Regions from separate parts of the Mus musculus genome. Here region 1 is linked to region 2. A link is a loop called in an ENCODE intact Hi-C map of the cell type or tissue named here. Cell type or tissue: heart. All regions are shown on one strand.

What was found. A loop is a pair of places that touch in the nucleus more often than their neighbours do. Peaks named below come from ENCODE experiments on the same cell type or tissue, not always from the same donor. Only the 100,000 strongest peaks of a DNase experiment are listed, where the experiment ranks them.
Region 1: a loop joins it to region 2, with 2.3 times the contacts of the local background. A loop is called at or near these places in 2 of 42 quality-filtered maps.

The regions. Positions count from the first base shown.
Region 1 is chr15:79,394,362-79,399,361 of GRCm38, forward strand. All of the region lies in intron 1 of Tmem184b (transmembrane protein 184b), which reads right to left. Among named protein-coding and RNA genes, the nearest start is that of Tmem184b, 6.4 kb to the right of the region's middle. In heart, CTCF peaks have their summits at 1,550 and 2,666; DNase peaks (open chromatin) are centred at 760, 1,120 and 2,550; H3K4me3 peaks cover 430 bases; H3K27ac peaks cover 3,378 bases.
Region 2 is chr15:79,326,968-79,331,967 of GRCm38, forward strand. It overlaps Pla2g6 (phospholipase A2, group VI), which reads right to left and starts at 1,404. Exons shown (of 17, transcript NM_001199023.1): 1 at 668-1,404. In heart, a CTCF peak has its summit at 2,638 (motif pointing left); DNase peaks (open chromatin) are centred at 704 and 1,364; H3K4me3 peaks cover 1,892 bases; H3K27ac peaks cover 2,436 bases.

The DNA of each region.
Region 1 (5,000 bases), 67 kb after region 2:
TTGTGGTGGGGGAAGAAATGGCAGAGGAAAGCTGAGTTTTCAACAAAAAGGGCTCTAGGTGAGGAGGTGGTACTGGACCGAGATCAGACCCAACTCGCTCAGTGTTCTGCCCATCCGTGAACTAGCTCTCCTTACGTGCACATATGGGGAGACTCAGGGATGGGGGTGCAGCTCAGCAGAAGAGCCCTTGCCTAGCCGTACATAAGCTCCAGTGACTGTCCCCATCTCGGCCACAAGGAAGAATGAAAAGGCTAGACCTAGACTGTCAGCCCTCCCCAGCTCCAGCTCTGATGCCCTGGTGGACATAAATGGGTCACCAAGACACCCAGCTGTAACTGATGTCCTTGGCTGAAGGCACCAGTATGCACCAGTATGCAGGGGAGCATCAGGTGGGCCCAGTAGGGAAGAGTCGGACAGAGATCCAAGGGTCTCTAACTTCCAGTCTAGCCTTCCCACAGGAAAGAAAAGCACCGTGTATCACACTCCCTGCCACAGCTGTGGGACATCACAGTCATGCAAACACTCACACTACATGACATTCACCCTCCCTGCTCCTGGTCCATCACTAACTGTTACATAACCCATGTGCCCAACAGCCACCCGATCTAAGCATCACCCTGTAGCCAGCCAGTCATAGAGGATGGGGGCAGTCTCAGACAGGAATCCAAGTGTCCTCCCTGAGAATGAGGGCAGCTGAGGACAGCAGGACGGGGCTTCCTTCTCTTCCCCAAATCAAACCCAGCCACTAGAAAGTGTGGATGAAAGGAAAGGCCTCCTGGCCCCAGCTGAGTGGGGGAGACCTCTTCGAGAGGGACTCAGACAGTACACACACACACACACACACACACTCTGCTCCCACAGAAGCATCCGGCACTAGAGCAGCTGCTTCACGAAGCAGTAATTCAGCCTTTGCAAGTCCAGATTGCTATGTTCCTGCAACCTTAAGCCACATGTGTCGGAATACTCATGCATCACACAATGCCTTCCAGGGCGTAAGGCAGGACCCCAAGCCACTCGAGAAGACTCACTCTACCCCAGGGCTATGTCACCTACTTGTGTCCCTGGCCTCTGTGTGCGCTCCACATGGACCCACTATCTGAAGGTCCTGCCTCCCTCTCCACCTACTGTGAACCACACCCACACAGTTTTGTCTCGAGTGCCTGTCAGCCCACCCCAGGCAGGAGCCCCACAGATCAACCAGGTCCTTCATTAGAGTTTTCTACTTCTGGCAAGGTGTGCCAGGCTTTCCCAAGAGGCTGCGATCTCTCTCAGGGAGAGCAACATGGTGGCCACTCAGATCAGGAAGATCCAAAAGGCCTGCTTTCTTCTGAGGACCACAGGCAATTCACCCTCCGAGCCTCAGCCTCTCCATCTACAGAGTAAGAATTCTCAGGGCCAAGGCCACTGGGAAGTGTAGTCTGCAAAGCCCTACACAGATCATATTGAGGACAGAATGAGAGTAATTACATGGCAATATTAATACTATAAAAACGACCACGCATTTTTGCCAACACTCGTCACTGCGCAGTGTAGACGTCCACACTGAGCGCTGCTGAGCCCCTCGCTGCTCACAGGATGAACAGAGATGGAGACCAGAGGCTACAGCACCTATGGCAGCGCCTTCAGAGCTTTTCTAAAAATGACCACGGACCCTGGAGAACAGCTGTGCTCTGTAGAGTGGAGGTCCTCTGCCATGTGCCACAGGACAGAGCCTCTCCTGATGTAGCTTGTCCATAAGAAGAAAAATAGAGGTGTATGTCCCTCAGGGTGGAGAGGCTGTGTGATCTGAAAATCCCTTTTGGGGTGACAAATGCAATTACTTCAGGAGGGATGGGAAGAGAGAGGAACAGCCTCTCTTGAAGCTGTTAGAGGTGTCAACATCTTGGGATGGGCTGTGGACACCCAGGTCAAGGACCCGATAGTCTTAGCAAGAGAAACAGTCTTCACAAGATCTCTGCCCAGACTTCAGGCTGTAAAAGAAACAGGGGTGTGTGTACGCTCTTCTTCACAACCTTGAGACCTGCCAACCTGGCTCTCACCCTGGTGACCAGCCTTTCTGACCTAGGAACCCACCCAGCACAGGAAGATGAGCAGATGCCCACCGTGAGCTTAGACACAGCAAGCGGCCTGCTCAAGGCCATCGCTCCCCCCCCCCTTTTTTTTTTGCCATCCCAGGATAGAGGCAGGGGACCTCATTTCTCCTACTGAACTTCAAACAAAGCGCCAGGACCTTCACTCTTCTCGACCTGTGGCCAGCCTAGGCAAATACTTGTGACCCACGTTCAGTGAACTGTGAAACCCTGTAAACTCCTACCTAGAACGAACATCAACTCAACAGCGACGTCTTCTTCTATGGGGAAGCATGGAGAAGCTGAAATGGAGTCCGCCCGCGTAGCCCAGGGTGGCTTTGATCAGCAGGGGCTCTCCACTAGCACCGGCCACACAGCTTATCTTTATGCGGAGCTTCTCCAAGTCAGTGCTCAGCCCTTCTTGAGGGACTCCAACACACTGAAGAGCCGGAAGTGACTCGGGTCAGGCACAAAGGCTTTCTGGGTGGGACCTTCCCCTCTGGTTTCCAGCTCAGAGAAGGAAAAGGAGGTGTCTGCTGGGCTTCCTGCCTTCATACAAGCTCGAGACTTCCCTTGCCCCCTGTAGGCAGACACTGGGCACTGCTGGCCTCCAGTGATACAACCTCACTCGTAACAGACCGTCCTGTTCTAAGCCGAGCATGGCAGTGCACACCTGCACTCAAAAGTTGTAGGTGGGAAGATCAGGAGCTCCGAGCCAGCCTGGGCTACATCACACCTTGCCTCAACAAACATCAAACCAGGAATGGTGTCTACACCTTTAATTCCAGTACTTGGGAGATAGAGACAGGTAGATCTTTGTGTCTGAGGTCAGCCTAGTCATGTAGAGAGTTCTAGACCAGCCAGGGATATACAAGGAGACCTCGTCTAAAGTAAATAAATAAAACTGTCAAATAAATGAAAACTAAATCGCTGGACAGGGTGACACAGTCCTTTAATCCCAGCACTCTGGAGGCAGAGACAGAGGGCCTCAATGAGTTCAAGCCCGGCCTGATCTATATGATGCATTCTAGGATAGCCAGGACTACGCAGAGACCCCATCTCAGAAAACAAAACAAACAAACAAGCAAACATAAATAAAATCAAGGAAACAAACAGGACAACCCCACACCTGCACTCAGTGCCAGCTCCGTGCCAGGCAGTGGAACACTGCTGACTGCAGGCAGGAGGAGTCCAGCGTGTATGCTGCTATCAAGCCACAGCTAGGGCCACGCGCATGATCACAGCAGCATCTAGGACCGGGAGCTAATGCTTCCATGACGGCTCAGGCTCAGTCCAGCTCCTGAGCACCCCCTGCATGTGGCTTTCTCCTCTCTGGGGCTTTGAAGAGCAGAGTTCCAGGAATGGCTGCTGAGGATACTGCCAGCTGCGGGCTGGAGAGACAGGGCTCAGTGCTTAAGAAAGAGCACGCGCGCCTTTAATCCCAGCACTCGGGAGGCAGAGGCAGGCAGATTTCTGAGTTCGAGGTCAGCCTGGTTTACAAAGTGAGTTCCAGGACAGCCAGGGCTACAGAGAAAGCCTGTCTCAAAAACCCAAAAAAAAAAAAAAAAAAGAAAGAAAAGAAAGAACAAACACTGGCTGCTCTTGCAGAGGACCCAGATTTAATTCCCAGCAGCCACATGGCAGCTCACAATTATCTTTAACTCCAGTTCCAGGGGAACCAATGCCTTCTTCTGACCTCCCTGGGTACGCTAGACGCATGCAGGCATGAGGCAAAACTCATACACACAAAATAAAAGTTAATAAATCTCTAAAGAAGAAGAAACAAATGCTGTCAGCAACTTCTCAGTGTGCTGTACAAGCCTCCACCTCGCATCTCATAGAGCAGGGCCAGCCCGGAGGAGGAGCGCGGAGAAAACCTAAACCCAGAGGCCTCCGAGTTCCCTCCCACCTAGGAGCTCCCACTCTGCTTCCTCCCTTTCTGGTCTCCGGGAGGCAGAAATCACGTTCAATGAACATGGATGACAGTCCTGCTACAGACCGGTTTGTACGGCTGCACTGGTCTGGTCCTGCTGCTGGTGTCTCTCTGCCTCGCTAGATGCAGCTCCCCACATTAGGCCTGACAGACTAGACTCCTGAAGAAATTAAACAGCCTGCAAGCAAACAGCAAAAGCTGGTGAGAACAGGAAAGAGAGCTTGGTCCGGGAAGTACTGGCCGCACAAGTCTGAGGACCTGAGTTCGATTCCCAGCACCTGTGTGAAAGGCGTGGCATGTGGATGCACACTTAAGATTCCAGACTGGAAAGGTAGAGACAGGCAAGTCCCTGGGGCTCCCTGCCAGCTTACCTCGCCTGAGAGCCCCAGGTCCAAGTGAGAGATCTTGTTGCAAAACACAAGGTGGATGAGCAACATTGCTACCCAAGGCTAACCCTCCAGCTCCCATGCTCATACTGTGCACTAACACAAATGCTGTGTCATGATAGCCCTATAATGTCTACGCTGCTGGCACTTGCATTCTACAGATGAGGCAAACTGCAGATCCTATCCTTCCCCAGACCAGCCTTGAACCCATCCTCCTGCCTCAACCTCCAAAGTAACAGGAATACATAATGTACAATAACACCACCAGCCTAATTTTAACTATCTATCTATCTATCTATCTATTGCTTTATTGTTTGAGAGAAAGTCTCAATATGTAGTCCGGCCATCCTGGACCAGGCTAGCCTAGAACTCACAAAGCTCCATCTGCCTCTGCCTCCAGAGTGCTGGGATTAAAGGCGTGCGCCACCATGCCCCGGCTACCTTAATTTTAAGAACCATGAATTCTACCTGGTAAGTGACCTACCCAAGGACACAGTACTAATAAATGCAAGGATTTGACTTGCAATTCCTAATTCTCTTTCCAGGCCACAGGGACTGCTCAGCACTGCTCAGCCACAGCATACATGTAGTTGATAGAGGACAACTTTCAGG
Region 2 (5,000 bases):
AGGTATTAGCATGACCCTGGCAAAGGAGGTCACTGGCCTCCCTTCCCCAGGCTAAGCAGGAACAGCGGGCGGGCGCTAGCTACATCAATATTTGCTCAGTGGAAAGGGAGCAGAGAATAAAGGTAACAGAAATAAAAGCGCCTGGTTGTCAGGGTGATTAATAAACACTGAAAACATGAACAAAGGGGAATGCTCTCCCTTTGGTCCTCTCTCTCCCTATCCCCCAGCCCTTTCCATCCTGCCTATGAAACAACAGCAAAGCAGGGAGCTTGTACAGGGCCACACTGGTCACCAAGCCTTGTCTTCTACATCTTCTCATTCAAATACTGAGCCTCGTGGCAGTCACTAATGTGGGCAGAAAATTCAGTCCTATCTGGCACAGTGAGAAAACAGACAAGAACAGAGCATGGCCTCCAAGCTCCAGAACCACGTGAAGGCAGAGACCAGAACAAAACACTGCACTAGTCTAAGGGTGGAGCTTCAACGAGGCCAAACCAAACCTGCCCAATCCTGTCGGGCTGGCAAGAGGGCAGGTGGGGGAACTTTAGAGGAAGGATTGGTATTTGTTTGCGATCATGTGAACTGCCCATTAAAAATACAGGCAGAGATCCATAAACCCTTGTGCCCTCCCAGTCGCACTCACACCCAAATCCCTAGTCACAGTCACCTGGGTCACAGGCTCCTAGTCGCCAGCTTCCAGGTCATCGGAGGGAGCTGGAGGTGAACCCAGGATTGGAGGCTAGAGAACTGGGAAAAACACACGGGGGAGCAAATGGAAACCGGAGGCACAAGAGAAGATAAGCAGGGAGTTAGAAATGGGGGCTCAGGGGTTGGGCACAAAGGGACGGACGCAGGAAGCAGGTGGCGTGGGGGAAATCGGGCAATGAGGCAGAAAACCAGGAGCACTCAGAAGCGCAGAGAGAGGAGCTGGGGACAGTGGACAGTCCAGGGTGAAAGTCGGGCAATGAATTGGGAGAAGGGTTGATTTTGGAAGTTGGGAAACTGAGGGCGGCAACGGAGAAGAATGCGGTCACCGGATGGGAGTTGGGGACGCCAGGGGATGAAAGGACAGAAGCCGGGAGCACTCAAGGAGGCCAGATAGGAGTTAACGGAGGACATGCCTCAGAGTCGCAGACACGAGGCCGGTCCTAAGCAGGGTCCAGGTGACGACATTCAAGACAGGGGCACCAGGAGGTTTGGGAAAGGGCCGTCAGGCCCCGCCCCCGCCGCGCCGTCACTCACCTCGGCTTACTCAGCACTTCTCAGCCCTCCTACTTCCGCAAACTGACGCGCCCCGCCCACGTGACGACACTACGGCTCTCCACCAATCCACCGAGCCCATGCCGCAGGCAGGCTGTGGCCCCGACCCCAAGCGTGGACCTCGCACGCGGTCAGGCGCCGCCATCTTCTATAACTGCCCAATGGAAGCCGCTTCTGTTGCCAGGGGGCGGTCGGGCTTCTGACTGAAGCCAATTCTGCGTGGCTGATGGGGGCCATGCCTCGGGCGGGCGGAAGTTTCTCGTGAGGGCAGTTTGGCTGACGTGTTGATAAAGGGCAGGAGGCTGTTCCCGGCTCCCTTCGACCTCAAGGAATCCAGGGTGGCTCGGACTCTGAACTTTTCTGTTTCTGGCAACACATGAAGATAATAAGAAAGAAAATCAATAAAGCCACAGGATATAACCGGGAAGAGCCTGCTTTGATGTTGCCAGGTTCTCCCAAACCAAATTGCAAATAAAAATATGGAATTAACGGTTAGGTTGAAATAAGACAAAATAAAAAAAACTTTCAGGTGGGGAGGGAGGTAATACGCGCGCGCATATGTGTGGTGGGTGGTGGCCAACATAGGGTTTCTGTAGACCAAGCTGGCTATGAACTCAGATTGCCTGGTGTGTGCCACAAGCTTTTTTTTTTTTTTTTTTTTTTTTTTTTTTTTTTTGAGATAGGGTCTCCCACTGAATCTGGAGCTCCCCCACTGGGTTAGCCTAGCTGGCTATGGAACTCCAGGAGGCTTCTTGTTTCCTCTTTCCCAGCTTTGAAGTTTAAAACATTTACCTTTTTCCGTGGGTGCTGGGTATCGAACTCAGATCATTGTGACAACTTCACAAGCACTTTTCCTACTGAGGTATCTAACCAGCCCCCGAACAAGCCTAGTGGCAAGTGATAAAACTGTATTTGTTGCCTACCAACTCTACCTCAAGATGCCAGGCAATTCTGGGTGTGGTTATTGCACACGTACAATCTCAACATTTGGATGCTGGATCAGGAGTTCAAACCCAGCCACAACTAGTTCAGTTGAATCCCAACCTGGCACTCTGTCTCTCAATAAATAAATGAATGGATGTCTGGAGGAATCTTAGCACTTTTAGTAGGATTTTACTTGAATGACCTCTGTGAGGCTGAGAAGTAGCTGCGGTTGCGTCTGGGAATAGGTGATTGTCACTGAGAAGACTCAGACCTCATGCCTAACTATCATGGAATTCCAATAGATGGAATTAAAGTGAATAACGCGGGGGCTGGTGAGATGGTTCCTCGGTTAAGACCACTGGCTGTTCTTCCAGAGGTCCTGAGTTCAATTCCAGCAACCACATGGTAGCTCTCAACCATCTGTAATGGGATCTAGTGCCCTCTCCTGGCATGCAGGCATACATGCACACAGAGCACTCATACCATAAATAAATAAATAAATAGATAGATAGATAGATAGATAGGTAAATAGATAAATAAATAAATAAATAAATAAATAAATAAATAAATAGTGAATAAATACATGGTTGGTAATGCTGATTTTAAGGACTGCTGGAGAATAGCCAGGAGCCTGGGTTTGGTGACTCATTTACTTTGGACTAAGCTGCTCTCTTCCCCATCTCCAGTCTACCAGCTTCGGTTGAACCTTTACTTTCTTTTTTTTTTTTTTTTTTTTTTTTAAAGGAATTATTTATTTAATATACATGAGTACACTGTAGCTGACATAAGACACACCAGAAGAGGGCATCAAATCTCATTACAGATGGTTGTGAGCCACCATGTGGTTGCTGGGAATTGAACTCAGGACCTCTGGAAGCGGAGTCAGTGTCCTTAACCGCTGAGCCATCTCTCCAGCCCCGAACCTTTACTTTCTTAAATGAGCCTTGAGCTAGGGGCCTAGCGAGATCTCCCCAGGCTGTTCTCTGTCCTGATGCTCTTCTTAGTCTCTCCACAGACACAAATAGCCAGTTGCCAAGCAACCAGAGCAACCACCTTTCTAGGTTTAGTTAAGAACCTACCCAGGTTGCCAGGGGCGTTGGCATACACCTGTAAGCTTACCACTTGGGAAGGAAAAGAACGGTTTCACAAATTCAAAGCCAGCCTGGGCTACATAGCAAGACTTTTTCTGAAAAATACAAGTAAAAGATAAGTAAGAGGGGGGCATGTGGGGGTGGGGAAGGAATCAGGATGTAGAGTGGATACATTTTTTCTTTTTTTTTTTTTTTCTTTTTGGTTTTTCAAGACAGGGTTTCTCTGTGTAGCCCTGGCTATCCTGGAACTTACTCTGTAGACCAAGCTGGCCTTGAACTGCGCTGGGATTAAAGGCATGCGCCACCACCGCCTGGCTACAAGGGGACTTTTGAAGTTGGCCTAAATGTATTTTTCATTATGCTATGTTTAGGTATGGCCCCCAGAGACTCCTGTTTGAACAAGCCTATGGTGGACAGGGAGTGGAATGTGATGGTTTGCATATGCTCGTCCCAGGGAGTGGTCTTGTTAGAGGAAGTGTGTCACTGTGGGGATGGGCTTGGAGATCTTCCTCCTAGCTGCCTGCTGCTCAGTCTTCCTGGCTTCCTTTGGATGAAGATGTAGAACTCTCAGCTCCTCCTGCACCATGCCTGCCTGGATGCTGCTGTGCTCCTGCCTTGATGACAATGAACTGAACCTCTGAACCTATAACCAGTCCCAATTAAATGTTTTCATTTATAAGAGAAAAAAAAACAAATGCAGTAGTGAAAGGAGGTGTGCTTAAAGTCTTTGCTCGTGTTGCCCTAGCATAGCAGGGCAGTGGCTATGGGGCAGGCCCTGGAGACAGGGCCTCAGGAGCCACCTGCAACAACCTGAGAAATGGTCTTTTAGAGACCTGCATTGAAGCAAAACCAGTATTCTTGACTTTGCTACAGGAGAAAAAGGATTCAAAGTGAGCTATTGTGAAACAGAATCGGAGGCTGGGCAGTGGTGGCACACGCCTTTAATCCCAGCACTTGGGAGGCAGAGGCAGGTGGATTTCTGAGTTTGAGGCCAGCCTGGTTTACAGAGTGAGTTCCAGAAGAGCCCAGGCGACACAGAGAAATCATGTCTTGAAAAAAGAAAAAGAAAAAAAAAAAAAAAAAAAAAAAGAAACAGAATTGGGGTTTATTTGGAGGAAAATTTAGGGCAGTTCTGCATACATGTTGGGGAGAGAGAGCACACTTAATAACAGGATAGCAAAGCCAGGCATGGTGGCGCACGCCTTTAGGCCCAGCACTTGGGAGGAAGAGGCAAGTAGAACTCTGAGAGTTCAGGACTCCATAGTGAGACCTTGTGAAAGGAAAGGGAAACAGATAGAGGGGGGTACATAGTATACACACAAATACAGCTATAATTTCTCTCTCTCTTTTTAAGATTTACTTATTTTATATGACTACTCTGTCTCTGTCTTCAGACACACCAGAAGAGGGCATCAGATCCCATTACAGATGGTTGTGAGCCACCATGTGGCTGCTGGGGATTGAACTCGGGACCTCCAAAAGAGCAGTCAGTGGTCTTAACCGATGAGCCATCTCTCTCAGCCCTGGTAGTAATTTCTTAAGTGAGAGCTGCTCCCAAGTGTCCTAGCACCTATAGCGTTTTTTCTGTGTGTGATCATGTGTGCCTGCACAGGAGTGCTAGTGAACAACTGTAGATTCCAGAAGACAGCCTTGGCTGTCAGTCCCCCATTTCCACCTTTAAAGATTGCTCTCAGGACTGTAAAGACAGCTCATTGAGGCAGTTAT